2 separate regions of the Homo sapiens genome follow, and region 2 is linked to region 1. A link is a loop called in an ENCODE intact Hi-C map of the cell type or tissue named here. Cell type or tissue: MCF 10A. All regions are shown on one strand. Each heading gives the region's core, and the rest is flanking DNA. Links, peaks and the distances in the headings are about the cores only. Region 1 has its middle 26 kb from the start of LINC01504. Region 2 has its middle 71 kb from the start of ALDH1A1.

Region 1 (15,612 bases), core at 4,485-12,484:
AACTTGTCTGCCAAGTGGTTGTCTGGCCTCCGCTTGCACAGCTCCCTTGATGAGGAACTCATTTTATTAAGTGGCTTATTTTCTTACAGGACAACATAAAAAATTATTTACCAGATAAAAAATATATATGCTTCCATGTGAGACAAATGCTAGAATAAATACAATTATTTTAAAGTGAATGAAATTGGTCTTTTGATAACAAGACTAAAAAATTGGCGTTTTTCAAGTGCAAGGTGAGATTGCAAGCAGGCCAGCCAATGTTTAACTAGTACTCCACCTAGTGGCCAAAGCTTGAATGAACGACTGTGGAATGACCAGTCTCCCTCCAAAAGGGCCAAGGGCAGAGGAAAAAATAAGTTAAATTAACTTTATTTTGACAACCAGTAGAATAGAAATTCATGATTTTAAATGTACAAAACAAGTAGTGATTATTTTTCTAGCAAGAAACTGGATGTATTTTTTCTTATGTGAGGAAAATAATTTCCTAGGTTGAACCCAAATTCTACAATAGATCAGTTGTAAATAAAATTATATTCTCAATGAAAACAAATATTGCTTACTTAATTCCTTCGTGAAGACAATTTTACAAGGAAAAAACCACAAAATTATGAACTTCCAAATGGCTTGCTTGAATCACCTCAGCTCCTTAAGATAAAAGGCAAAGATTTGTCCATTGGAAAGCTATCTCTAACTTGTGGAAATACGAGAAAATAATGAATGTCCATGAACATATTAAAGTTAACTTAGGAAGTTTCAATGTAATTCAAAGCATTTTACATATTCACCAAATATGAAATTCAACAACACTGCTTACAGTTGGCCAATTATTTTAGATTCCTATGGACACATACATGATTCAAACCACACAGCTTGCTCTAGCTTATATAAACCAACTACAAGTTAATGGGCATCACCCCTCTTCCAGGATTACATAGTCAGGTGAAATCATCAGCGGGGAAATTGGGCAGATGGTGCTATAATGGTTCCATGACAGATGTTAAGAGTCAAGGCTTGGAAATCTAGAATCTCAGGTTTGGAAGGGCACTCTAAAGATCACCTTGCTTGGCCAGCTGACTGATCTTTGAATCCCTTTTTTGACATTTTCAGCAATGAATATTCAATCTCGTTTAAGCCCTGAGAGTGATGGGCAGCTCAAGACTATGTCCCAAGGTTCTTTCCATTCTTGCCAAGTTGGAAAATCTCTTGAGTAGCCAGAATTGTTCTTGCAGACTTTCACCTCTAACCCGCTGATACGCCTTTCAAGAGCAAGTCTACCATGTCTGCTTATGAAAGTCTTCACATATTTGAAGAAAACTACTATGTCCCACTGAAGCATTTAAAAAAATCTGGATGAAGTATTTTTAGTTCTTCATATCTCACTGTTTTATTATCTACTTAAACCTTTCATTCTTTTCCACATTGGTCTCTTAAGTCATTCATCTACTCATCAATTTTTTCATTAGTATTTATAGATCCAACTGTTGGAGTTTTCTTCTACCTCTATTGAATTGCATGTTCCTAAAGTAAGTCCATCCTTTTAACCCACTGAAGTCTTCGGATCCAGAATTTTTCTATGCTCACTAGATTTGTATCATTTCAAGTTTAAGTCTATCTCTGTTCATCCATAGGGAGCAGTCACTAGAATTTTCCCAAGCTTTATTTAATCCTCATAACAACCTGTTATTAAGTGAAGATATCTTGAAAGTGATAGTGATTGACAGTCAGGCAATAGTTAATCCATTTTATAGAGAAAATAAAAAGCAGGCGGCCAAGTGAGTCATTCAAAGATGGTGTCCAATGGACCATGACTCTCAGTTTTCATGCCTACTCCCAGTGTGGTCCTCTTTTACATTAAACCTGGGCTTGACCTGTGGCTCAACTGGTAACACTGTCTAGGTTGAATGTGATTTTTTTTTTTTTTTTGAGATGGAGTCTCGCTCTGTCGCCCAGGCTGGAGTGCAGTGGCGTGATCTTGGCTTGCTGCAACCTCCGCCTCCGGGGTTCAAGCAATTTTCCTGCCTCAGTCTCCCGAATAGCTGGGAATACAGGCACATGCCACCATGCCCGGCTAATTCTCTGTGTGTGTGTGTGTGTGTGTGTGTGTGTGTGTGTGTGTGTGTGTGTGTAGTTTCAGTAGTAGAGATGGGGTTTCACTGTGTTAGCCAGGATGGTCTCGATCTCCTGACCTCATGATCTACCTGCCTTGGCCTCCCAAGAGTGTGATTTTTAATTGCCTTTTGAGTCAAATCATTCAGCTGGTAATAGATGAAACTTATGTTCTCCTTGCTAAGAAATGATGAACACAACCACAATACTAAACAATGGTATGAATGAAGCAGAATTGGGAATTATTTTGTGGGCAAAATGTAAATTAGAGCACATCTGAATGTTTTATTCAATCACAATATATCCCAATGTTAAACTTAGAAAGTGAATAAAGCATATTAAATTGATTTGTCTCTGCAAATTTTAGAGCGTATGACTAGATTTGTACATATCTGAAGAGTCATTAACAGTGCCAATCAATCCAATTATATACATTTTACAGGCATCTTGCTGTGAAAATAATTGAACACAACTATTTTGCTTCCCTAAAATTATTATATCTTTAAGTCAATAAATATATTTTCACATTTTAAATTCATGGGGACTTTTTTTCTGCCCATAAAGAGAAGAGATTAATAAATATATTGATAATCCTTGGAAGGAATTTGTCTTTAAGGGGAAAAAAGCTATCTGATTTGCCTCTATTTTATTTGAAGACAGAGCTGAGTTTGCCTGAAGGCATGTAGAAATTTACAGCTTCTGGATCAAAGAGAGGTCATGATGTAATCAGGACTGTTTGATGCAAGTAACAGCAACTGACCAGGGCTATCCAAAATCAGCTCTCCACTTCCAGAGGACGTGCCAGTACTGAATGCCTCTTCTATCGCTGGGTACCATAACCATGTGGTACACGGTGAAAGATGCTAACTGCCCTTCAACTCTGGTCCCTGGGCATTGGATTAACCAGCTTGGGTCATGTGCTCCCACCTCCATGATGGGCGTGAAGGAGGAAGACTTCATCCTGATATTCTTTGGTAAGAGTTGAGGTACCACATCCCACGGACACCACACAAGGTGGAGGATTCTTGCAAATTAAAAAAGGGGGGTTGGATGTGGGGACAGCCTGAATTAAAATAAAAGCTGGTTACAATATTCATCTCTACAGTGCCGGTGGTTTTGACTTAACGGCCCTGCTCTGACCTGCATCTCCCAGAACAACATTTTTTTTCTTCACATGAACTGTCCTGCCCCAGTGTTTCTTCCTGCCCAAGCCTGTCCCATTATATTACCTAAGTATTCATGATTCATCACTAACTCTTCCTCTACCCCGCACCACCCCCTCCACCACCACCACTACTATCTCCTTCCACTTCCAGTTGGATTTTTCTCCCCAAGTCATGGGAAATTCATCACTGGTATATGAAGAAGGAAGCACAAGAATGGGAAGGAGTGAGGCAGGGGCTATCTGCAGAGGAGAGTTCTTGTTCTTACTGGCAAGGCTGAAGCAGGAGAGATATGTGTTCTAATGCTCATGATAGGAAATCTGGGTGCAGGTCACTGCAGCTCTCAGCTCCTGCAGTGCAGCCACTGCCTGCCCCATCAGCTTCCCAGACCATGTCCAACCTCGAGCGCACCTTTATCTCCATGAAGCCACACGGTGTGCGGTGGGGCCTGCTGGGCAATGTCATGAGGCACTTTGAGCTGAAGGGATTCCACCTTTGGGCCTCTGAGGAACACCTGAAGCAGCTCTACCCTGACCTGAAAGACTGTCCATTCCTCCCTGGGCTGGTGAAGTACATGAACTCATGGCCATGGAGGAGGGACTGAGTGTAGTGGAGACAGGCCGAGTGATGCTTGGGAGACCAATCCAACGGATTCTAAGCCAGGCACCAGTGGCGGGGACTTCTGCATTCAGGTTGGCAGGGACATCATTCATGGCAGTGACTCAGTAAAAAGTGCTGAAAAATAAATCAGCCTATGGTTTATGGCTCCATGTCCCCAAATACCCTCAGCCCTGGGAAACCAAGACAGTTGATGGCACTACATATTTCCAAGGTCAGAGTCTGTGGGTGGGAAAAACTTAACCTGAAGAGCTGGTTGATTACAAGTCTTGTGCTTATGACTGGGCCTATGAACAAGAGGTGGACACAGCAGCGGTCTTCTTCAGCACTGCTTGGAGTGTCCCTGGACATGGTTCTTCATTCCATTGACTTGGAAGCAACAGGATTGATCATTCTTTTCTAAAGAATATTTACCAATAAAGCCTTTGGAAACTGGAAACAAACAAATAAACAAACAAAAAGGAATCTGAATGCATATGTGATGTAAATGGGTCAAAGATGGGCCCTGTTTCTTGGTCCTCATGTGTTGAACTTCTTCGCAGCAGGCTAGGACCATGAACTCGAAGCCTGCCAGCACCAATTCAAATTTTTACACATATTACTTTAAATATAGCCCCAATAAGCCTATTTTTAGACCATTAGAGCCTGACTTCTTTGCACACCCCACAAAACTGCACCCAACACCTGTTAACCATATATAAGATACATTCTGTAGCTACTAAAAACCCCAACAGACCTGCTGCTCTTCAGAACTCTGACCCAGAGGCTCCCCACCTTGCTGCTGAGTGACACTGCCTAGACCCGTGTACCTCCTCTCCCATTTCCCTCTCCACTCAGTGCTCTCTTTCCCTCTTCCCTTCCAGGTGGTGGCCCCATGCCTGCAGCTCTCTCTAGATCAGCTCTTGGTAGGAAGAACACCCTTTCTTTCTTATGCAACCTTGTCACAGCACTATCAAATAAGCTTGTTGTGCAATATTGCCATCTCATCTTTTCCTTAATCAGTCCTGAAATTTACAAACTTACCACAGTACCTATCTTATCTTAACCATGATCCAGGACTAAATTTCAGCTATATCAAGGATTAATTAGGCTTCTGGAAACATAACCATCAGAAATATGTAGTGTCATCAACTGTCTTGGTTTCCCAGGACTGAGGGTATTTGGGGACACGGAAATTTTAGTACTAGAACTGGGAAGGGGCGCAGGCAAACCACAATGAATTGATCACCCTAGGAATAACTGTTTCTAATAACTGTTTCTTATAACTGCACCCCCAATTACTGATTTCAAGTCAACTTAGTGAGAACCTTTGGAGACAGACTGTTGGAAAGTATCTGTGCTCACTTTACTCAATGCAATCCAGCTTTTAAGTAGGGCCGGCTATGTGTATCTTAATATGATTTTCAACAGCTTCCCCTGGAAATCTTTATGTTCAGTAATATTTTACACAGACCAAAACTGGGATACCAAGGACGTCAAGAGAATATTCATGACTTGGCTAAGAGTCAAAGAAAGATTTTATGGTGACCCAAGAAAAGAGTCAATAAATAGCCAGTCTTTCTTTAGAAATTGTTCTTTAAAAGCTTGATTATTTCTGGTTTCTGGTCAAAATTTACTCCAGGAAGACTAGACAGGCCATGCTGGCCAAAAGCCCAATTGTCAGGGCAGCTGCCCTTGAAGTTGGGAGAAATTTTATTAACAATAAAGTTCCAAGGTCAGAATCTGCAGGTGGGAAAAACTCATGGTTGAAAATTGCCAATAAAAGACAAGTTCAGTGGTCTGTGCCTGCAATCTCAGTGACTCAGGAGGCTGAGATTGGAGGATCGCTTGAGTTTAAGAGTTCATGACCAACCTGGGCAACATAGTGACACCCTGTCTCTAAAAAACAAAAAGAAAAAGAAAAAAGAAAATTGTAACAAACACCGATGAAATCAAACTGAGTCATGCGTATCAATTTGGGTGAAGTTTTCAGGAATCTCTAAATCTATTTTCTTGGTAGCCAGGAAAAACAGCAACAACAACAAAACCTTATAGGGATGAACTCGTTCTCTAAATTTAAACTCCTTGTTTAATACGCTTTTAGCAGGAGATCATCTGAATCTGTTAAAAAGGCACACTTCTCATGATGTTTGTGTTAGTTTGGGTTCTCCCCAAAAACAGAGCCTGAGAAAAGAACTCAGGTGTAGAACATGGGAGGCGATCCCAGGAAACAGGAGAAAGGGAACTGGAAGAATGAGCAGGGAAGGAGAAAATCAATATAAGGAAGGGTACATTATCAGGGTTACTGCCATGGGCAGTGTGGGCTCAGTTCTCTCAGGAACGCTGAAAAAGAAAAAAGTTCTTGTGGGTCAGGAATTTGGGAGCAGCTTGTCTGGGCAGTTATGGCTCTAGGTTTTTCATAGGTAGCTGTTAGATGTTTGCAGGGGCTGTGATCATCTGAAGGCTTGTCTGAGGCTGGGGGATCCCTCTCTAAGGTGACTCACTAATGTGGCTAGCAAGTTAATGTTGGCTTTTGGCCTTAGGCCTCAGCTCCTCTCCACATGAGCCTCTCCACAGGGCTGTTTGATTGTCCTAGCAATACAGCGGCCAGCTTCCTCCAAAACAAGTGATCCAAGAGATAAAAATGGAATACACAATGCATTTTATGATGTGGCCTTGGAAGTCACACACTGTCACTTCTTTCATATACCATTGATCACACAGACCAGACCTGATTCAATGTGGAAGAGGCTATGTGAAGGTGTGAATTCCAGGGAAACAAGATTCTTTGTGGTCATCTTGTAGGCAAGCTGCCACCTAGCCTCAATTTCCTAGCCACCAAGTTCTTGAGAGGATTAAATGAGATAACGCATATAAAGTTCTTTTTTTTTTTTTTTTGAGATGGTGTCTCGCTCTGTCACCAGGCTGGAGTGCAGCAGTGCAATCTCGGCTCACTGCAACCTCTGCCTCCCAGGTTCAAGCGATTCTCCTGCCTCAGCTGGGATTACAGGCACGCAACACCACGCCTAGCTAATTTTTGTATTTTTAGTAGAGACGGGGTTTCCCCATGTTGACCAGTATAGTCTCTATCTCCTGAGCTCATGATCCTCCCGCCTCGGCCTCCCAAAGTGCTGGGATTACAGGCATGAGCCACTGTGCCCAGACTGCATATAAAGTTCTTAATACATTACCTGGTATAGTAAATACTCAATAAATATTAGTTATCACTATTGTTATGAGCTTCTCTTTTCTTTTATCTTCTTTCCACCCAGAGACAGACCATCTTCATAGTAGCTGCCATGATTGTAAATTAGTGTACAGCTGATTGTTTAACTGAATTGAATGTTTAGTTTCAAAGCCTAATCTGGGCGTAACATCTGAGTAGAAAATCCTAATGCAACATTTAAGTTTTTGAAGGGCAGCAGGTTATCTGAAAGCTTGATAGCTCTTTCAGTTTGAAAGCTGTTGTCTGATCATCACCCCTTTCACTTTCGTAGCTCTGGACCCAGTTGAAGCCCAAGGACTTAGCTCTACTTCCTCCACCCCTGGCACCTGCTTGTCATGCTAAGAATTGATCCTCTGAGAGAGGCTGGAGGCTATAAAAATTCACCTGTGTCCCTCACACCCTGGTGGGTTTCCTGATGGGTCTGAATCTCCCTCCCTAACCCACACCCCTAGCTTTCACCAGGACTCTTTGGAACCAGAAGAGCATTCTGCATATTTCTTTGGTTTGATTCCTATGTTTGAGGTCTGGCTGTGTGGACAGATTTTATTACTTTATGTCTCCCAAACTGCTCAAATCCTCACCTAGGTGGCATTTTAACCTAGTTTCCTTTTCCCCAGCTGGTGAAGCAGTGGTGTATGAATAAATCCAACATCCTTGGCAGGAGAAAAACTTTTTGTCTGATTACTAGAGCTACAAAATATCTCCTTTGTCCTGTTGTACTTTTGGGGTAACATGATAGTCCACTCTTTCCTGCTCTTCTGTCTGTATTTGCTGTTATGGACCATATTTGCTTTCTCCATCCTTAGCCATGGCCGTGTTTGTTTTGACATCCATAATATCCTTAGACGAGCGCTGTGGTTCTTAGCCTTGGCTGCTCATTAGAACCACCTGAGAGCTTAAAAACTTCTCAATACCCTGGCTAAACACCAGAACAATTATATAGGGATCTCTGGGCGTGGAATCCAGGCACCAGTATTTTTTTCAAGCTTCCTATGTTGATTCCAATGGGCAGCCAAGTTTGAAGACAGTGATTCTCAGACTTTTTAAACTTAGAACCCCTCACCTCTCTTAAAAATTATTGAGGAGCCGGGTGCGGTGGCTCACGCCTGTAATCCCAGCACTTTGGGAGGCTGAGGCGGGTGAATCATAAGGTCAGAAGATCGAGACCATCCTGACTAACATGGTGAAACCCCATCTCTACTAAAAATACAAAGAAATTAGCCAGGTGTGGTGGCAGGCGCCTATAGTCCCAGCTACTTGGGAGGCTGAGGCAGGAGAATGGCGTGAACCCGGGAGGTGGAGCTTGCAGTGAGCCAAGATCACACCACTGCACTCCAGCCTGGGCGACAGAGACTCCGTCTCAAAAAAATAAATTATTGAGGAGCCCAGAGTTTTTGTTCATGTCGATTATATTTAGATATTTACTGTATTAGAAGTTAAAACAAAAAGTTTAATTCATTCACTTAAAAGTAATAACAAACCTATTATATGTTAATATAAATAACATTTTTTAAAAATGAGAAATAGCTATATTTTCAAAAAACTAGAACAGCAGCTTTTTTTTCTGTTATTTTTTATTTATTTATTTATTTTTTGTGACAGAGTCTTACTCTGTCACCCAGGCTGGAGTGTAGTGGTGTGATCTTGGCTCACTGCAACCTCCACCTCCCAGGTTCAAGCTATTCTCCTGCCTCAGCCTCCTGAGTAGCTGGAACTACAGGCATGCACTACCATGCACGGCTAATTTTTTGTGTGTTTTTAGTAGAGACGGGGTTTCACCATGTGGTCAGGCTGGTCTCGAACTCCTGACCTCAAATGATCCACCCTCCTTGGCCTCCCAAAGTGCTGGGATTACAGGCATGAGCCACCGCGCTCAGCTACATTGTTTTTAAATAACTTTAATGCCTGGTTTAATAAAAAAAAAGCTTGGATTCTCATATCTGCTTCTATATTCCATCTGTTGGGAGTGCAGCATGTCATGTGGCCTCTGGAAATCTCTATATTCATAATGAGAATAAAAAAGGCAAATTTTTATATTATCATGAAAATAGTTTTGACTTTGTGGACCCTTCTTTGGGTTCCCCAGGCCACACTTTGAGAACTGATGTGCTAGAAGACTGTAGAGTGAATGATGCCAAGGGAGTTAGTTAACAAGCGTCTCTTTTCACCTCACTTTCAACTACCCTTCAGTTCTCCCTGCCCTTATTACTGTCGGCCTCTAGAGGGAGCGCGAGGTCCTTTACGCCAACACCCGCAGGCTGCTGCAGCTGAGGCCAAATTTTAAGTACCTGCAGGAGCTACAACATTAGGGAAGGGGGATCTTGGGTTATAAGAAAAGGAATGAAAGTTTTTCTTTTCCTCCTCCTTTTTGTTCTCCTTCTTTTTCTGTTCCTCGCTCTCCCTCTTAGAATTCCTGAAGCAGTTGACATTTTTCTTTGTTGAGCTTTCCTATTATTCCCATTCAGTTGGTGCAATAAAGAGCAAGACAAGCAGAGATCCGAGAGTACAGGCTAGAACCATGGTTCTCCCCCTTCATATTCAGCAGAACCACCTGGGCAGTTTGTTTAAATGTAACTTCTGGCCGGGCGCGTGGCTCTTGCCTGTAATCCCAGCACTTTGGGAGGCCGAGGCGGGCAGATCACAAGGTCAGGAGATCCAGACCATCCTGGCTAACACGGTGAAACCCCGTCTCTACTAAAAATACAAAAAATTAGCCGGGCGTGGTGGCGGGCGTCTGTAGTCCCAGCTACTGGGGAGGCTGAGGCAGGAGAATGACGGAACCTGGGAAGTGGAGCTTGCAATGAGCCGAGATCTCGCCACTGCACGCCAGCCTGGGGGACAGAGCGAGCCTCTGTCTCAAGAAAAAATAAAGTAGCTTCCGCTGTCCCTACCACAAAAGCTGTTGATTTCATAGGACTAAGGTGAGACTCATGAATCAGCATTTCTAAGAGGACCCCAGGTGATTCTAATCCAGGTGTTCTGAGGACATGGTTTTGAGAAACAGTTACCTGAGAGAAGAGGTCACCTGGGCCTACATATTTCAGGTAAAAGGAGCCTAAAGCTAAGTATACTTCGTGGGAGTGTAGAGTAAGCATGGCCCTCACCCAATGTGGCTAGAACCCTCTAGAACTCAGTATCCTGAATTTTAAACACATATCTCTCATTATGGCTAGAAAATTGCCTTTAAATTTTGCTTGTATCCCCGCTTCATCTAGAGTCTCTTCTTTCCAATGAAAACACTGGAATATGTTCATTGGGACCATCTAAGAATCATCTGAGACCAAGCTGCATGACAAAGCAGCATCAGGTAAAGAAACTGGTGATATTTAACCTGTAGAAAGGAAAATTTGATACAGATTAGGGAGCCATCTTTCAATATATAAAGGCCTACAAATGTGTTTTAAATGACTCTAAAGGTAACATTCAGAAAGTCATTGGTAACTTGGAGACAAAACAATGTTATTTGTTCTACAGAATTTTCTGCAATCACAGCTGCCCAAACAAGAAATGGACTGTCTTGGGAAGGGTGAGTTTATCATCACTGCAAGTATCTGAACACAGCTTGAACAATGACTTGGTAGGGATGACATGGGGGTGATTCAACCACAGGTTAGGTGACTGAAGAAGACTTTGAAAGTCCTTTCCAACCTGGAATATTTGATCTATGCACTGAACAAAATGGAACTTTTTTTGCCCCCTTGTTATCCTACCTATTTCTCTGTGAAAGCCTCCCAGGCAAGGGACACACAAGACCAAGTCATGCTGCAGGTTTTATTCATGGTGGCTGTGACAAATCTTGGACCTAAGTTGAACCAGAATCTATACACGCAGTTTGATTTGAGTCACTGAATTCCCTTCATCCTGAGAGTGCATGCATTTGTTGGGTACCCTGTTCTATCTTTTATTCCTACACCTGCAGAGTCCCTTAGTTCCTTGTACTCATAGTGTGGTCTCAGGACCAGGAGGAGCAACATCACCTGGGAGCTTCCTGGAGATGCAGAATCTCAGGTCCCGCTGAAAGAGACTGCAATTAACCTCTAACTTTGAGTTTAGAGGCAAATGCAATATATTCCCAACACAAAGTAGTCTATAAATGGAAGGCTCTTTCAGGAGAGGAATAGTGGTTTGTTGATCTTTGAGGGCCTTGCTCACAGCCAACTCTCAGAGTGTGTTGATGTGAAGTGGTTTATCAAGCTAGATAAAGAAAGGAGGAGCAGCAGTACACCAGGAGAGGGTAAGTCGAAATGTCTCTTGGGAGTCAGGGAGGAGTTACAAAGTAGCAGAAGGACTCTGAAGATAGTCTCCGATATAAGCTTGATCCACCTCTCTACTTGTCTAGAGTGCATCAAGGTCTCCCTTGACATTATCACTTACAGCAGGCTATCCCATAGGGCTCACCAGGTACACTCAATTTACCAGTTTGTATAGATGTGAATCGGATCAATAGCCACCATGTGGCAGGGCCAGGACCTAATCCTTGTGTGCTCTGCTCTGTCTCCTATACCTAGAGCCAATGCCTCTCTTCTCTTATCCTGTATTAGTTAGCTACTGCTGCATAACAAATTAGCTCAAAATTCAGAGACCTAAAACAATAATCATTTATTATCTCACATACTATCTGTGGATCGGGAATCCAAGGGGAACTTAGCTGGGTGATTTTGGTTCGAGATCTCTTTAAGATGTTTGCCAGGGCTGTCATTGTCTCTACAGAAGCTGGAGGATCTCACTCACATGACGATTGGCAGGAGGCCTCACTTTGTTATCAAATGGACATCTCCGTAACCTACTTGAAAGTCTTCATGATGAGGCAGCTGACCTTCTTCAGAGCCAGGGATCCACAAGAGAGCAAGGCAGAAGCTGCAGTGTATTTTTCCCCCCAGAATATCCTATCAATTACACAAGTCAGCCCTATTCAATATGGGAGGGCATTTTACAAGCTCATGAATACAAAGAGGCCATTGGGGGCCATCTTAGAGCCTGGTGACTACACACTCTTAGACTCTGCTCTCTCACTTTGATCATTAAGACAGACCACTTCTTCAACACACATGTCTACATATATAAACAGTATGTTACAAAAGCATGGCTCATGACACAATCAAAACACAATTTTAAAGTAGCCTCCCACTATTCCTGTAAAATTATTCCATAAAGGTGATTTTCCTAGCCCTTGGTAGGCCCATGACTTAACAGCTCACTCTTACACAACATCGAGACCTACTGTCACTTTACAAGGCAAACATAGTTAATTCATAAATTAGAATATCTACTCCAAAACAAATTAAAATGTTGAACTTGATTTAACTTTGCTTTTCCCCAGATGTCATCTGGTCCTGCTTTAGGCTGAAACTTATAGTTTAAAAAGGAAGTGTATTGTAGAGTGTCTGGTCAGAAAAATAGACACTGCTGTAGAGATGTCAAGAGAGAGGGACTTAATGCAGCACATTGGCTCCAAAGGGAAAAGGCTGAAGGAGCAAAAGAAGGAAAGTGATGATGAAGCTGTGAGCTGGAGCTCATAACCCCACACTTGGTGTTCAACTGCTAGAGATGGGACTGCTGCTGCTGTGGGACCTGCTGGTTCTGCTGAGCAGAAATTCAGAAGGCTGCACTCCCAGCGATGCTGCCAAAACCACTACCAATGCTGCTCAAGGTCACTGTTAACGCCAGGTGATCTGCCTGGCTCAGCCTCCCAAAAGTGCTGGGATTACAGACATGAGCCACTGGGCTTTTTTTTTTTTTTAATTATAGTCATCCTAGGGATGTGAAGTGGTATCTCTTGGTGGTTTTGATTTGTATTTCTTTAATGACCAATGATATTGAGCATCTTTTCATGTACTTATTGGCCATTTGCTTATCATTTTTTCAGAGAAATTTATGTTGAAATCCTTTGCCTATTTTGTTTTATTTTAGAGATAGAGTCTCTCTCTGTCACCCAGGCTGGAGTGCAGTGGCATGATCATAGCTCACTGCAGCCTTAAACTCCTGGGCTCAAGTGATCCTCCCATCTCAGCCTCCTGAGTAGCTAGGACTAAATGTGTGCACCACCACACTAACTTTTTATTTTTTGTGGAGATGGGGTCTCACTATGTTGACCAAGTTGGTCTTGAACTCTTGGCCTCAAATGATCCTCCTACCTCAGCCTCCCAAAGTGCTAAGATTATAGACTCAGAACTGAATCTCAGAAAAGGTGGCAGTACCCTATTCCCATTCCCAGCTCTCCAGCAGTTTATGTGTACCTTGTGTTGACAAAACCTTTTTAATTTTCAGGAAATTATCAACTATTCCTTCAAATATAGTCCTAATTCAAGGATGACCTTTCCTATTCATTATTTTTTCACTCCTTCTCTTGCCCATCTTACCCTGAGAAGGTAAATACCCTGACTTGTCTGGCGTCTAACAGTCCCATGGGAAGAATATGACATTTTCCACAATTGTATTTCAGACCTATGTGTGTAACAGGAGGTTAAAGTTGAAGTTCCTCAAGATATAACTGTGAATTTCCAATGTGTGGTCCCAAATCACCACGTGCAGAGTTTAGAGGAAATCTGGCCTTTGCCTATTTTAAAATTAGTGATTTATCAGTCCTATTGTTGAATTGTAAGTATTCTGTATATATTCTATACAAATCTCTTATCAGACATATTATTTGCAAATATTTTTTCTTACCATGTTGGTTGTCTTTTCACATTTTTGATGGTGTCCTTCGAAGCACAAAAATTTTAATTTTGGCCAGGCGTGGTGGCTCATGCCTGTAATCCCAGCACTTTGGGAGGCTGAGGCTAAGGTTAGGAGGTCGAGACCAGCCTGGCAAATATGGCAAAACCCCATCTCTACTAAAAATACAAAAATTAGCTGGGCGTGGTGGCAGGTTCCTGTAATCACAGCCACTCTGGAGGCTGAGGCAGGAGAATCCCTTGATTCCCTACTCGGGAGGCAGAGACTGCAGTGAGCCGAGATTGTGCCACTGCACTCCAACCTGGGTAACAGAGCAAAAAAAAAAAAAATTAATTTTGATGAAGTCCATTTTGTTTATTTATTTATTTAATAACTTGTGCTTTTGGTTTTGTGTCCAAGAAACCACTGCCTAATCCAAGGTTACAAGGATTTACTTCTGTTTTCTTTTTATGCTTTTATAGTTTTAGCACTTTCATTTCAGTCTATGATACATTATGAGTTAATTTTTTTATATGGCGTAGAAGTCCAACTTCACTCTTCTGCATATGGCTACCCAGTGGTCTCAGTACCAGTTGTTGTCCCAGTACCACTGAATGGCCTTGCACCCCTGTTGACAATCAATTGACTACAAATGTGAGAGTATTTCTAAACTCTTAATCCTATTCTATTCATTTTTCTGTCTACCTTTATGCCAGGACCATACTATCTACATTACTACAGCTTTCTAGTAGGTTTTGAAACTGTGACATCTGAGTTCTCTGGCTTTGTTCTTTTTCAAGATTGTTTTGGCTATTGTGAGTTCTTTGAATTTCTGTATGAATTTTAGGATCACTTTGTCGATTTCTGCAAAAAAGGCAGCTGGAATTTTGATAGGGATTGCATTGAATCTGTATGTCAATTTGGAAAATATTTTTATCTTAACAATATTAAGTCTTCTAATTTGTGAACTTGAGATGTGTTTTCATTTATTTCCATCTTCTTTCATTTCTTTTAGCAAGGTTTTAAAAGGCAGCTATGCTCACCACTATATCAGCAACACCACATGACAATAGTACTTTCTAGTTTTCAGTGTACAAGTCTTGCCCTTCTTTTGTTAAATTTATGGCTATGTATTTTATTCTTTTTGGTGCTATTATAAATGGAATTATTCTTTAAATTTCTTTTGCATATTGTTCATTGCTAATGTACAGAAATATAAGTGTATCTTGTACAATGATTGTACATCTTGCAACCTTATTGAACTTGTTGATTAGTTCTAACAGTTTGTGTGTGTGTGTGTATGCGTGTGTGTGTGTGGATTCCTTATCATTTTTTACATACAACATCATGTCATCTGCAAATGGAGACAGTTTTATTTCTTCCTTTCCTATCTGGATGCCTTTTTTTTTTCTTGCATAATTGCTCTGGCTAGAACTGAAAGTACATTGCTGAACAGAAGTGGTGAGAGAAGACATCCTTGTGTGTTCCTGGTCTTAGGATGGAGCAGCTAGTCTTTCACCTTTGGGTATGATATTAATTGAAGTTTTTCATAGATGTCTTTTGTCAGGTTTAAGAAGTTCCCTTCTATTTCTAGTTTGTTGAATGCTTTCATTATTAAATACTGTTGAATTTCATCAAATTTTTTTCCATATCTACTCTGATGATCATGTAATTTTTGTCCTGTATTCTATTAATATAGATTATTACATGACTGATTTTCAGATGTTGAACATTCATGGAAAAAAATCACATGTCATGGTGTATATTTGTATATGTTGCTGATTTGGTTTGGGTTTGCTAGTGTTTTGTTGAGGACTGGACATGGAGTCTTTGATACATATTTGTTGAATGAATGAATGAATGAAT
Region 2 (15,612 bases), core at 2,707-10,706, 740 kb after region 1:
ACACAGTTCAACTAATTAGAAAGGATCAATTAATTTCCACTTGGAAATAAGCATTTCCATCAAATAATTATTGAGTCAAAAGGGAAGTACAAACAAAATTTCAGCATTGCTAAAAACAATAATAATTAAGACATTATATGCCAGAATTTATAAGATGCAGCAAAAACAATGCTTACAGGAAAATTTCACCAACCTTAATGAAAAGAAAATACTAGTGGTATTTAAATAGCTTCAGAGCATAGAAAAGAAATAAAAATGTCCAAATTTGTTTTATGAAAAAAGATTAATGATGATTTTTAAAATTAATAATTGAAAAAATAAATTATAGGATAATAACACATTAATATTGATGTCAACATCTTAAATAAAATATTAGCTAATAGAATCTTACACCATTAATATATCCCAATGAGATTTGGTTTACTCTCGGAATGCAAAAGTGCTTCATTATTGGGATAAATATTAATAAATGTAAGAAGATAAATTATATAATCATCTCTAAAGGCATCTGACAAAATTAAACATCCATATAGATACCCTCTATTATATATATACACATATTTGTGTTATATACTTTATACCAAAAGTCAGCATAATACTGCTCATATTATTTTGTAGCACTCAAATGATTAATTTATAATCCATCTAGCCTTTAGCTGTAGCTTCTTGTTTACAATATGTTAATAGAGGTAGGAGGAAGAGAAATTCTAGGCAGACAGGGGTGGCTGTCCAGTGAAATCCTAGCTTTAAACCAAAAAAAAAACAAACACAAAAAAAACTGGCCAAAAGTTAGAACTTCTATTCCTATTTGCTCGCCCTCTCCTGATTGATTTTTTCTGAATAATGTCCTTTTACCAACTGAATGTTGCCTTTTCCAAAACTACCTATGGCCCACCCCACCCCCATCCTGTGCCTATAAAGAGCCCAGACTCAGTAAATAAAGGGGGAGATGCCTGGACTTCAAGGAGACAACTGGAATTTGGGGAAGAGATGGCCAAACTTCAGGGAAGAGGCAGTGGACTATGGAAGAGATGACCTGACTTCGGGGGAAGATGACCTGCCCATCCTGTCCCCTCTCCAGCTCTCCTCTCTGCTAAGAGCCATTTTCATTGTTTAATAAAACCTATTTGTTTGCCTATTGCCTCTGGATGCTTTTTTGTTATGATAGCTGTGTTGAACAGTTGCAACAGAGACCATAAGGCTCACCACAACCTAATATATTTATCGTTTTTAGAGAAAGTTTGTTGATCCCTGTTACAGGTTGTGCTAGGAGTTTTGTCTTTGTGAAAAAGTAATAGAATGCCATCATTTGTGTGGAAATGATGCCTCTTGTTATAATGTGGTGAACTCATTGAACAATTAGTAGATTGATTATGAAGCAATGAGGCAGTAGTTCAGATGAGAGATGAAGATGTATTAGGTGGTATCTCACTGTGGTTTTGATTTGCATTGCACTAATGATTAGTGATGTTGAGCATTTTCATATGTTTATTGGCCACTTGTGTATCTTCTTTGAATAAATGTCTTCAGTTCCTCTGCTCATTTTTTAATTGGGTTTTTTTTTATGTTGAGGTGTACGAGTACTTTGTGTATTTTTGATATTTACCACTTGTCAGATATATGATTTGCAAATATTTTCTCTCATTCTGTAGGTTACTTTTTCACTCTGTTGACAGTGCCCTTTGACACGCAGAAGTTAAGAATAACATAGTACAATTTATCAATTTTTTCTTTTGTACCCTGAAATTTTCATGTCATACACAAGAAATCATTAACAAATCCAATCTCATAAAGTTTTCCACTATGCTTCCTTTTAAGAATTTTATGTTTTTAACTCTCCCATTTAGGTCCTTTGATCCATTTTGAATTTTGACATATGATATAATGTAAGGATCCAAGTTCATTCTTTTGCATGTGAATATTCCAACACCATTTGCTGAAAAGACTGTCCTTTCCTCATTGAATTGTCCTGGCATGCTGGTCTAAAATCATTTGACTATATATTCAACAGTTTATTTCTGGACTCTCTATTTGATTCCATTGGCTTATATATCTGTCTTATGCTAAATAGTACCATACTGTTTTGATTACTATAGCTTTGTAATAAGTTGTGAAAGCAAGAAGTGTGAGATCTTCAACCTTTTTCTTTTCAATATTGCTTTGTCTATTTAGGTCCCTTCAATCTCAAATGAATTTCAGGATGGATTTTCCTATGTATGCAAATAATACCATTGGGATTTTGATAGAGATTACACTAAACCTATGGATGACTTTTGGTAGTATTGACATCTTAAATATCAAATATTCCAATCCATGAACATGAGCTGTCTTTCCATTTATTTGTGTCCTCTTTAACTTCTTTTCAGCAACATTTTGTGGCTTTCGGCATACAAGTCAAGTCTTTCACCTCGTTGTTAGGTTTTGTCCTAAGTATTTCTTTTTTTTTTTTTTTTGATGCTATTGTAAACGGAATTTTTAAAATTTCCTTTTCAGGTTGTTCTTTGTTAGTGTATAGAAACACAACTAATTTTTGCATGTTGATTTTGTATCCTGCCACTGAGCTGATTTCATTCATTAGTTCTAACAGTTTCTTTTTGGTGGAATCTTTAGGGTTTTCTACAGCAAAATCATATCAGTGAACAGAGATAACTTTACTTTTTCCTTTCCAGTTGGTTGCCTTTGATTTCTTTTTCTTGCTTAATTGCTCTGGCTAGGCCTTCCAGCACTATGTTAAACAGAAGTGGCAAAGTGGGCATTCTTGTCTTCTTTCTGATCTTGGAGGAAAAATCTTCAGTCTTCCACCAGTAAGTATAACACTGGCTATAGGCTTTTTATATATGAATTTTATTATGTTGAGGTAGTTTGCTTTTATTCCTAGTTTATTGCATAGTTTTTTATTTTTAATAAAATCTTGTTGAATCTTGTCAAGTACATTTTCTATAGGAATTGAGATGATCAGTAAATTTTTGTCTGTCATTCCATTCATGTGGTGGATTGCATTGTTTGATTTTTATATATTGAAATATTGTTCCATTCCAGGGATAAATTCTAATTGGTCATGGTATATCTCTTAGTCCATTTGTGTTGCTATAAAGGGATATTTAAGGCTAGGTAATTTATAAACAAAATTTGGCTCAGGGTTTGGTAGGCTGTGTAAGAAGCATAGTGCCAGCATCTGTTTCTGATGAGGGGTTCAGGCTGCTTTCACTCATAGAAAAAGGTGAAGGGAAGCCAGCATGTGCAGAGCTCACATGGCCAGAAAGGAGGCAAGAGAGAGAGAGAGGAGAAAGAGTTATCAGGCTCTTCTTAGCAACCAGCTCTTGTGGGAACTAGCAGAGCAAGAATTCACTCATTACCACAAAGACGGCATTAAGCCATTCATGAAGAATCCAGCCCCATGACCCAAAGACCTCCCAACTAGGATTCACCTCCAACATTGGGGCTTAAATTTCAACCTGAGATTTGGAGGGGACAAACAAACCAAATCATTGCAGTGCACGATCCTTTACCTACACAATTGAATTCAGTTTGCTAACATTATGTTGAGGATTTCTGCACCAATGTTCATCAGGGATATTAATCTGTAGTTTTCTTATAGTGTCTTTGTGTGGCTTTGTTATTTGGATAATGCTAGCCTCATATAATGACTTTGAAGTGTTCCCTCCTCTTCAATTTCTGGAAACATTTGAAGAGAACTGGTGTTAATTATTCTTTAAATGTATGGTAGAATGCACCAGTGAAGACATCTAGTGCTAGGCTTTTCTTTGTGGGGAGAATTCTGATTATTGATTCAATCTCTTTACTAGTCATAGGTCTGTTCAAATTTTCTTTTTCTTCATGATACAGGCTTAATTGCTTGTACGTTTCTAGGAATTTATTTATTTAATTTAGATTATCTAATATTTTGGCATACAAATAATTCATATCCTTTTGTAATTCTTTTAACCTCCAATTTGTAATCTTTGTTCAATTTATGAGTCCTTAATTGTCCAGTTTCATGTTGTGTATCATGGCTGGGCCAATGACTCTTTCCCTGCATGGCCCCATGGGTTTCACCCCAGCCAGGGAGTCACACCCACACTCCTAAGAGCCAGACCACCATTAGAGCTACTATGGCCACTGTCATGAAGGTGTTTTAGAATAAGGTGTTGTGGTAGTGATGGAGAAATGTGGCTGGCTTGAGGTTTGTTTAAGAGGAAAAATAAAACATTTAGTGATTAATTGGATATGTGAAATGAAGGAGAAAAGAGGTCAGAGAAGACTTGTGATTTCTGGCTCATGCAACCAGAGAGAAAGCAATATCATCCACTGAGTTAGGGGATGGTTGAAGGAGGACCAGTGTATTGCTTATTGATTTTCACTCTGGGGAGGAGATTATGAGTTAAATTTGGATGTACCAATTTTGAAGTTACTTTTAAATATCCAAGAGAAGATATATATTAGAAAGTTGGATATACAATTCTGGCATTTAAAGAATTCTAATTACATATACATCTTCTCCTGCGGGTTATTAAAAAATTTAGAACCAACCCTAAGAGATAAATAAAGATGAAAGTCCAGGATCAGAATTATTCTGAAAACATTAGATATGAAGACTTCTTCTCTTTGGGATTCGATCTCCCCCAACATAAAGCAGAGAAACTAGAGAAAGGCAGGAGTGCTCTACAGGCAGGTATCAGATGGACACAGAAGAGCTGGAGGAGGAAAACATATTCCACTGATGATGGACCACTCCAAGAGAAAAAGAAATAGACAAGATTCAGGGCTATTCATGAACAAGAACTTCAACACCAATTATCTCCCCCAATATAGGAAGCTATCACCAGTGAATGCCAGATTCTCACTGAATTTACCAAACAGGCAAGCTATTTCTCTATCCAAGGGAGAAACGGCAAGGCAGAGGGAGGAGCCAGAAGTGTTTGTTCTGATACTGTTCTGTGTTAGGGAATGGAGACTGAAATACCATTTCCTTTACGGCAATGTGAGGCATTGTGGTAGGGGAAATTGAGTGGCTAAAGGTTTCCCTTTAATAAAATAAACCGAAATCATATAAAGAACAAAGAATAGGTATTTGAGTTCAAAATTATTTTGTTACATTCTAATTTTAGAAAGGAGAAACTATGGAGTTCAGTTTATATAAAAGAAAATAATTAATATAATTACATTTTTAATAAGCAAAGATGATGGTATATTAATGGACATAAAAATATTATAAGAAATCTATACATGGCTGCCTAGAAGTAGCATTCCAGGGCTTGGCCATTGTCATGAGCCAAGTGTTCGTGGAAAGAGAAAACCTCCACAGCCTGAACTTAACCAACAATAATAAAGCCTAAATACCTTTATCTCTTGAGAATATTCACTGTGGTGAATAGCAGGTATAATGTAATTGATCTACTAGGAAATATCTTATAAGACTTTTTTAAGTACGGCTGCAAAACAGTTCCACTCTTACTTAGCTATTATTCCATTACAGAGCTACTATAGAGCTGAATTTTGAGCTCTTACTACTGTGCTGGTTAATCACTGATTGACTATATTTTCAGTGGGAAAATAATAGATATCTTGTTATAAAGTTAAACAGCCTTTTATATAAGTAATATCTTTTGTTAGTAATGCTAATGGGGAATTTTCTTTTATAATTTTGATTTTTGCCTTCTAGTTGTTCATAAACTCAAAATGTATGCATATTTGTTGTTAAAACTCAAACATTATGAAGGTAGACACAGCATCAGAATACTGTGTGGTATTCAGAACTTAGTACCAGCCACTTCTCTCCATCTCCATCAATACCTTATTCTAAAACATCTTCATGACAGTGGCCGTATAGTAGCTCAGACAGTGGTCTAGCTTCTGGGAGTGTTGATGTGACCCACTGACTGGAGTGAATCCCATGGGGCCAATTTTTGCACCTTCTAGAAGGCATTTCACCTTCTCCCTCTCTCTCTCCAGAGTATCATAATTCACAGTTCCCACCGTATAGCTTTACAGAACTTTATTCATGCATTTACACATTTATATAGCTTTTTTAACATAAGGAAAATCATACTATGTGGTACTAATATTTTCAATATTTCTCTTGCTACTATTTTTATTTAACTTGTTTTTTTTCACCCCACCTAAGCCTCCAAATTGGCACATACAGAACTGCTTGGTTAACTGTAACAATTGCAAGGTAATATTTAGCACTGTGTGAGCACAAGATGTTTTGTAGTATTCAGAACCCAAAACAACATTTTTATAAAAATCCTTAGCATAATATTGGCAGACCTTTGGAAATAACTATTTTAGCTGTATGTTGAAACTACAGGCCGGTTTCTATAATTAATATCACAAGAGAGACAGTGGAACTTAATAGAAAGACCATTGGAACAGAATGAGCCCTTGAACTAACTTAGTCATTTGACCTTCTGGGACTTACTGTCCTTATTTGTAAACTAGAAGACGTTGGTCCAGATTTTTTCTAATAGTCCTGCTAGCTCTAGAATGGTATATATATATACAGTATTGGAATTCCTAGTTTTCATTAAGAACATTTCCTATTTGGCAAGTGTTAAATACCTACCTTCACTCAACACTATGGGCAAGCTGAGTAACAAAAATATATGTTATCTGTTGTGCATGTCAGATATTCATTGGTAAATTACTTGTTCTGATATCTTCTTCAATGATTGCCTCCAACAATAAATATTTCCCAAAAAGTACTGGCGCCATTTTAGATATTGAGCTCAATTTAAAATAAAGAAATTAAGAACCGGAGTAGAAATTCAAGTATAAGTGGTTAGAGGGATAAAATCAAGTGAACTAAAATAAAAATTTATGTTTAAAGTGAAGAGGGACTGTCCCTTTAGTTGTGGTAAATACATGCAGGAGAAAAAAACACAAAGATGTATGGAAATCATATGGGGGAGAATTAAATGTTTGGGTAATTGCTGGGGAATGAAACTATGGCGTCATTCCGCTTCCTGGAAAAGAACTGCTGCTCCCCCTTGCGGCAAGTGTGAAAAGCTGGCATCCTGTTAAAAAAAGTATTTCATTCTAACGCAGTGATACAAGATCTGTTTGAGTTATAGTGACACGCTGCTTTGAAGCGGGAAATAAATGGCATACGTAGGCAACTCAAGTAATGATTCTATCCCAGATATAGGCTTAATGTCACCAAAAGAAAAGGATAGAGGATGTTAGGTTGTGGCTAGAGAGACCACAAAGGCTGACTGTGGTCAACACATGTAATTGGTTAGTCAACACCTACTTAACAAATATGTGTTAAGTTAATGTCAACAATTTTGTAAGTTTGAGAAGAGTCAGTACTGAGAATAGTACAAGGTAATATCAAACAGTCATTTTTCAAAAGTGTGTCACTCAGCTGGAAAGATAAAATATGAAATAGCCACAAGGAGACAGTTAATTACAAGTAGATTCCGTACCATACTGAATGACTTAGAACAGAGAGATTATTATTGTTAGAGAAGAATCGCCAGAGGAGAGAGGCTTTTAATGAATCATGTAGAAAAGCATAATAAGCAGGAAAATAGTCAATATTGTTAGAGTTTTATCTGTATAAACTAAAAGCAAGAAAGAGTACCTAGGGCCAGATTAAACAACCTTGCACTAAGTGCTTTGGATTTTATCCCATTTATTTTATAGATGAATGATTGTATAGATGAATAGAGAAGTGGCATATGGCCAAATGTTTCAGGAAGTTTAATCTGGGAAAATGTATGCTATAAATTTCTCTTAAGTACATGTAAATTTAAATGTTTAAAAGAGGTGTTATTATTAAAAAGTAAAGTTGTACCTCTCTAGTCCATCATTCCCTATTCCCTTACTCTGCTTTTTTCATATAATTTATTACTACCTGACATTATATTATTATATATGTGTTTTCTGTTTGCTTGTATCACTAACTGGCTGTAAGTTTCATGAGGGTAGGGGCTCTGTTGCTTGTGTTTACTGTTGTATCCCTAACTTCTAAGATAGGATATTTGATAAATAAATGGTGGGCATTTGATAAATATTTGTTAATATTATAAATAAATCTGTATTGAAAAACAAGAGGCTTGAGGCAGGAAGAACAATTGTCTGTTTATCAAGATGGTAAAACTTGCTCTTGGAGAGAGGAAGGAAATGAGGATAAAAAAGAGACATTCAATATTTTGAAGAATGAATAAACTAGACTTGATAACTCACTGAATGTGGCTGATGAGGAAGAAAGAAGAATCTCAAATTGCTGAGGCTTCAAGATTATATGCATGGGAGGACGGTGACAGTGGTGAAAAACATTGGGGCAGCCTGGTGTGGTGACATCACGCCTGTAATCCTAGCAATTTGGGAGGCCAAGGCAGGAGGATCATTTGAGGTCAGGAGTTCAAAACCAGCCTGGCCAACATGTGGAAACGTTGTTTGTACTAAAAATACAAAAAAAAAAAAAAAAAATTAGCCGGGCATGGTGGCTGGCCCCTGTAATCCCAGCTATTCGGGAGGCTGAGACAGGAGAATTGCTTGAATCTGGGAGGCAGAGGTTGCAGTGAGCTGAGATCGCGCCACTACATTCTAGCCTAGGCCACAGAGTGGGACTCTGCCTCAAAACAATATACGTACATATATGCCCCTATATCTATATAGGGGCAGTCAGTTGGGAAGCATGTTTTGGTGAGATAACAGATTAAACTTTTGACTCAGAAAGTCTGAGTTGAGGGACAGTTAGAGATATCTGATTAGAGTCCGGGTGACAGGGCAGAGTTGGAGATTTTGCCTTATGGTAGGGATGATAGTTAAAGTCATGAGTTTAGATAAGATTTCTGTGGGACAAACTCTAGATGCAGCGAGAAAGAAGACAGAAAAATAAACCCTATGCCTATTTAAGCCATCTTGAAAACTGTCCTGAAAACCGAATTCTGGCCCATTCATTATTTATGCATTCATCCCACACATATATCTTGAGTTCTGCATAATAAAAATGATATGAGGATTATAAGGAACTCACAACTTAGTAGTAGAGACAAACAAAAAGGGAAGATTCACACACGTTTTTTCTAAATAAATCAGCCACCCTGTCTCCAGCCAACTGTGGACCTACTGTCAGACCTTAGGATCTTTCAAAACAAGCCGAATTTTATGAGACAATTTCTAATACCAAAATATAGGATATTAATTAAAATGTGTGGGCCAAAACAAAACATGTTTGTTAGCCAGATTTAACGTGCAGCCCATCCTAACATATTTGCAATCAGGAAGACAGCCTTTTCTCTACCTTACCTCTTAAATTAGACAATCTAAGGGGAGAATGCTTTTAGTCCCGTGAGAATCAGATTTAACATTTAACAATTTAGTAGCAAGGGACATTTTAGGAAAGTCTGGTATACTGGTAGGTAGGATCATTCTTATTAGTACGTCTTTACTCATTTATTTATTTAACAAATACAGCCTATACTACCTGGTAGGAACTCAGTATATAATGGTGATCAAATTAGAAACATCGATGTTTTGTTCAGGGAAATTTCATCAGATAGGAAAAGATTTAGGGCCATTACCAATGGAAGGAAGAACTCTAAGAGCTGAAATAAATAACTACTATGTTGGCTGAAACTGCTTTAATATTAATGAGAAAGTTGGGCATAGGGAAGACCATTCCTAGTGAAGCATTTTTCTATCTGTGTGTATTGCCTGGGGTGGGAGGATGGTGAAAATGGCCCTAAAAATACATAATATGGATAGAAAAGAGAGACAATGAATGAATAATAAAATATATCACATTTGTTTCTTGTAGGAAATAGCTGCAAAGAATCAGTTTGAAATGAAAACTTATTAAACCAGTGGCTTTCAATTTCTCTGGATTATGTCATAGTAAAAAAAATTATTTTCCCTTTCCATAGTGTACACAAGAGCAGACACACACTTAGGTGTATACACACACACTAAAACCAAATTTTACGTTAATATTTACATTTACTATATATGACACCTTGAGATATTTTCCATTGTTTTATTTTGGTTTTTAAAGGCACTTATCATGACCTTATAATGAGTCAAACCCTCCTCTTTGAAAACAGTGGACTAAATAAAACGGACACATGTCACTGTATATCAGTCCTTACTTCTTCTCAATGGGCACCATGGATTTTCCAGGATGAGGTCCAGAAAGTGTACAGTAGGATCTGAGATACAGTATGATTCTTATACTATGAAGTTATAGTCAGAATTGGATAATTTCCTTATTTATTCTTTTTGATGCAATACCACTTTATATCAAGATGCTGTGCTTATTTTCAGGAACTTCTTACTTTTACCAGTCAAGTCAATCATAATATTTTAAGAATACACAAACTGAAATTTTATGATGGAGGATATCCGGTGTAAATTTATGTTTCTATTTGTAGAACATGTTTGCATTTAAAGATATGCATGGCTGCATGTGGTGGCTCGCGGCCGTAACCCCAGCACTTCGGGGAGGCTGAGGCAGGAGTATCACTTGAAGCCAGGAATTTGAGACTCAGCCTGGGCAGCAAAGTGAGATTCCATCTCTACAAAAAAATAAAAATTAAAAAAAAAAAGCTGGATGTAGTGGTGCACACCTGTAGTCCTAGCTACTCAGAAGGCTGAGTTGGGAAGATTGCATGAGCCCAGGAGTTCAAAGCTGCAGTGAGCTATGATCGCACCACTGCACTCCAGCCTGTGTGACAAAATGAAATCCTGTCTCAAGTAAAGAAAAAAAAAGAAAAAAGAAAAAAAGGAAAAGGATACTCATGACCAAAACATCAAAAATAATTTACAGTATTAAGTGATTATTGCTTTAAGTTTCAATTTGCATGGTAATGGTGACATTAGAAAAAGTAGCCCAAGGCACATAGAATTTGAAAATACACAGGTCTCTCTTTAGGGCTCTTATGATTAATGTTGGCTCATGCTACTATTTTTTAAATCTACTTAGCTAACCTGTTGAATTTTGAAATAATTAGGAAAGCAGGGTATTATATAGAAATTGCCACCTATGCACAAAGCTTTCAGGAGTTGAATTTCTGGAATTTGATTCGGTTTATATTATGTTCTTTAGAAAATGTAAATTGAAATACTATAGAGTAAAACTGATATTTTCATATTATGTAACAAGTCTTTAAGACAGAAACCAAGACAGAAGCCAAATAAGCAAGTGAGGGACCATATAATTGGTGACACAAGACATACAAAATAGATTTAGATAAAGTTTTCCATCAGTCCAAATTTTTGAATTGCATTTCCCACGTAATAGATAATAAACATGTGGATTCTATAATGGGTTTACACTATGATGTCATTTGATTTCCCTGCTCTTACATTCTATCATGTGGCAGAGGCTAGAGCAAACCTTCAGTGATATTTACAGAAACCATTAACTTTGTTAAAGATACCTTAGGAGAAATTAGTAATTGTTTGTGATGTTATGAGTGGAGGTTGAGAATGTAGTCTTGGGATTCCTGCTGAAATTCAAATCCTGGCCCCAACTTTAATTGGCTGTGCAACTGTGTAGAGCTACCTACTTCCATTTGGTTTTTCTGACAAAAATGCACAACCTGAACCTAGTCATGAAGAAACAACAGACAAAGCCATATTTAACGACAGCCTAACAAAGAATTAGCCTGTACTCTTCTGAAGTGTGAAGGTTATGAGAGACAAAGGCTAACTTGCAAAACTATTCTAGATTGAAGGAGTTTATAGAAACACGACGACTAAATGCAACGTGCTTCTGCTATAAAGAATATTATTAGGCAAATTAAAGAAAACAATATTATTTTATCAATGTTAATTTTCTGATTTTAATAATTATACTATGGTTATATAAGAGAATTTTTTCATTTTTTGGAAATATACTCTGAAATAGAGGTAACAGGGTGGCATGTCTGTTACTTACCTGTAAAAATTTAGAGAAAGAAAATGATAAAGCTAAGGTGAAATGAAATGTTACCATTTGGGGAAAACGTTTGATGAATATATTCTTGCAAATATACCATTGGACCACAGTCAACTGTTCTTTAAAAAAATGGCCTACTCGGGAGGCTGAGGCAGAAGAATTGCTTGAACCCGGGAGGCAGAGTTTGCAGTGAGCCGAGATTGCGCCACTGCACTTCAGCCTGGGAGACAGAGTGAGACTCTATCTCATTAAAAAAAAAAAAAAAAAAAAAGGCATAATTATACTGAACATAAAAAGCTCTTACTAAGGATTAAATGAGATAATGTATGCAATGCTGAGAATTCTAAAGTTTTGTGAAAAGGTGCACTGAAGGGCTTATTGGTGGTAGGGGTGGGGAAACACGGCAAGAGGCAGGCCGTTAAAAACATACTCTTCTTTGTAAGCAGAGTACTAACATAAAAAATCTAAAATTCCAATAAAAATTTCAATAAAAATTTCAACACAGTTAAACCTCCAGTGGCAGTTTCACCCTTTGCAGCCTTTTACCATGGGCTTATAGTTTCTCCTCCAAATGTAACTCAAAGAGGTCCTTCATTTTTAATGGAACAATTTCTTCAAAATAAAAAAATAGACTTCTTAATCACCACTTTAAAATTTTTAACACAAGAGTAACTGTCTTTGGAGAGTCTTCATGTGCACTCTTAGTTTCACCAAATAGCTAACTAGGTGGACAGCAGGCTATTGGAGGATTTTCAGGATTTAAGCTTTCCCCCCTCCTTTACATTTTCATGTACTGATAATGATTCTCTTTAACTGAGAAAAAGTTTACCCCTGCTTACTTCAAAACATTAATATGTTAGTGGAAATCACAAATTTAGTGAACCTACTTCTTCTTTACAAAAAAACACGATTCCTCTAGCAGATATAAGCAAATTTCGTTTATGGAAACATGTTTTATGTTAACAGACTGTATTATTTCCTAAGTAGGAAGAATAAAAAGCATAAATTTTATTAAGAGCACATGGTTAAACATGGGCAATTTGAAACTGGAATAGTATTATTAAGAAGTAGAATAGGCTCTAATTAGAGTCTTAGAAAAAATAAAATCATAATGGACCATCTTTTCCTAAAATGAGTGAGTCCTTCTTAGAACAGACGAATTAGATGTGTTCTTCAGTTTGTTTCCAGCCTTCTAAACCAATTCACTGTATTTTCAAGTAAAATCCAGACTTATTAGTGTAGTAACAGTAAGCACTCCTCAGGTCAAGTATTCTTTAAAATTGTCTTTATAAAAGAAGAGCGACTTTTATATTCATTTAAGAAAATTTCAAATATTCTAATGCTGCCATTTTAAAATAAAGGATTAAAAAAGAGTCTTGGTTTACTCAGCTCTAAAATGTTTAGCAGTAATACATGAATAAAGGATTAAGCTAAAAAGAAATGTTTTTGCAATCAACAAGAGGAGATGCTTGGAAAAGAAGTTTAACCACATGCCCAGTTTCTCTAGTTATTCCACAGCAACAGCTGAATGAGAAACATATAATATGTAACATGGAACTGTATTATGATGTTATAAACTGGAAAGGAAGCCCAATGTGTGCAGAATTTTTTTCAGTTGAGAGTTTCAGTCATTTTCAAATTCTGGTAATGTATACTTAACATAAAATGTGCCATTTTAATATTTTTTAAGTATACAGGGCAGTGGCATTAAAGTGGCATGAAGTACACTCACATTGTTATATAGGCATCACCACCCATCTCCAGAACTTTTTTCATTTTCTCAAACTGAAGCTCTGTACCCATTAAACAATAATTTCCCATTTGCCCCCGCACCCAGCTTCTGGCAACTATCATTCTACTTTTTGTCTCCATGAATTTGACTACTCTAGAGACCTTATATAAGCAGAATCATACAATATTGGTCCTGTGATTGGCTTTTTCACTTAGCATAGGATTTTGAAGTTTCATTTATGTTGTAGCATGTGTCAGAATTTTCTTCCTTTTGAAGATCGAATAATGTTTCATGGCTTACGGATACCATATTTTGTTTATCCATTTATCCTTCAGTAGGCATTCAGATTGGCTGAACATGGGTGTACAAATTATCTGTTCAAATCCTGTTTTCAATTCTTTAAGATACATGCCCAGAAGTAAAATTGTTGGATCATGTTAAAGAAAAAAATCGTTCTGAAACTTATGAAAATGGTAAAGAAAACTTTGGACTGTTGCGATAGGTGGCAAGACTATCGCCTTAGGGGAGAGAGAATACAGCAAGGACAGCTGGGTGTCCAGAGACAATCAGCAGAGTGACTGAGTCAGTGGACAGAAAATTACTAAGAGGACACATGAAGGTAAGGTGGTTCTTTCTCACCTGACTTAACAGAATTCTTGCTGAAGCCAGACTGTGGTGATCTGATATCAAATGTGGGGGATGAAGAACTTGATCAGATCCCAAGGGTGATCAGATATCAAGGGTGGGGGATTGTCTCTAAAGAGACTTAGCAGGACTCTTGCTGTAGTTGGACTAGGCAGGCCTAATACAGGGCCCCAAAGATGAGAGCTAGTTAAAAAGAGGGCTGAAGAGAGACTAACTAAAGTTAGGTCAGAGAGAGTCTAGTCAATTATATGTAATTCAATGTTTTAGTTTTTGAGGAACCACCATACTGTTTTCCACAGCAGCTGCATTGTTTTACGTCCCATCAGGAATGAACAAAAGTTCCAGTTTCTCCGTGTCCTTGCCAACATCATTTATTTCCTGTCTTGTTTTTCTTTTGCTTTGATTTTTAATAGCAATCTTAATGGGTATGAAGCAATATCTCATTGTTGCAATTTTGATTTGCGTTTCCCTGATGATTAGTGTTGTTGAGCATTTCTTTCCATGGGCCTATTAACGATTTGTATACCTTCTTTGAAGAAATGCTTATTCGGTCTTCATCTGTTTTTAAACCAAGTTTTTATTGTTATTGTTGAGTTGTTAGGAGTTCTTTTTATATTCTGGATGTGAATTTCTTATCAGATATATTATTTGCAAATATTTTCTCCCATTATGTGGGTTGCCTTTTTACTCTGTTGAGAGTGTCCTTTAATACAAAAAAGTTTGTGAATATTGGCAAAGGAGAAATTGGTCTATTTTTTTTTTCTTTGTTCCCTGTGCTGTTGGTGTCACATCCAAAAATTCATTGCTAAACCCACTGTCATGAAAATTTTCACCTATGTTTTCTTATAGAAGTTTTATCGTTTTAGCTGTTATGTTTAAGTTTTAATTTTTGTACATGGTGTAAGGGTCCAAATTTATTCTTTTGTATGTGGATAGCCAGTTTTCTCAGCACCATTTTCTAAAAAGACTGTCTTTTCCCCATTGAATAATCTTGGCATTCTTGTCAAAAATCATTTGATAATATATGTGAGAGTTTATTTCAAGACTCTGTCTTCTATTCCATTGGTCTACACATTCTTTATGCCAGTACCACACTGTTTTGACTAGTGTAGGTTTGTGTACTTTTTGAAAAGAGGAAGTGTGAGACTTCGAACTTTGTGCTTCTGTTTCAAGTGTTTTAGCTCTTCAGGGTCCCTTGTGATTTCACATGAATTTCAGGATGGATTTTTCTATTTCTGCAAAAACACCATTGGGATTTTGATCCATGAACATGAGATGTCTTGCCATTTATTTGTTTCTTATTTAATTTCTTTTAGCAATGTTTTACAGTTCTCGATGTGAAAGTTCT

Evidence for each region. Peaks named below come from ENCODE experiments on the same cell type or tissue, not always from the same donor. Only the 100,000 strongest peaks of a DNase experiment are listed, where the experiment ranks them.
Region 2: a loop joins it to region 1, with 7 times the contacts of the local background. A loop is called at or near these places in 21 of 110 quality-filtered maps.

What each region holds. Positions count from the first base shown.
Region 1 is chr9:72,271,793-72,287,404 of GRCh38, forward strand. It overlaps the pseudogene LOC100289320. Among named protein-coding and RNA genes, the nearest start is that of LINC01504, 26 kb to the right of the region's middle. In MCF 10A, for the core only: a CTCF peak has its summit at 9,314 (motif pointing right); a DNase peak (open chromatin) is centred at 9,319.
Region 2 is chr9:73,016,157-73,031,768 of GRCh38, forward strand. No RefSeq gene overlaps it. Among named protein-coding and RNA genes, the nearest start is that of ALDH1A1, 71 kb to the left of the region's middle. In MCF 10A, for the core only: a CTCF peak has its summit at 6,985 (motif pointing left); a DNase peak (open chromatin) is centred at 6,995.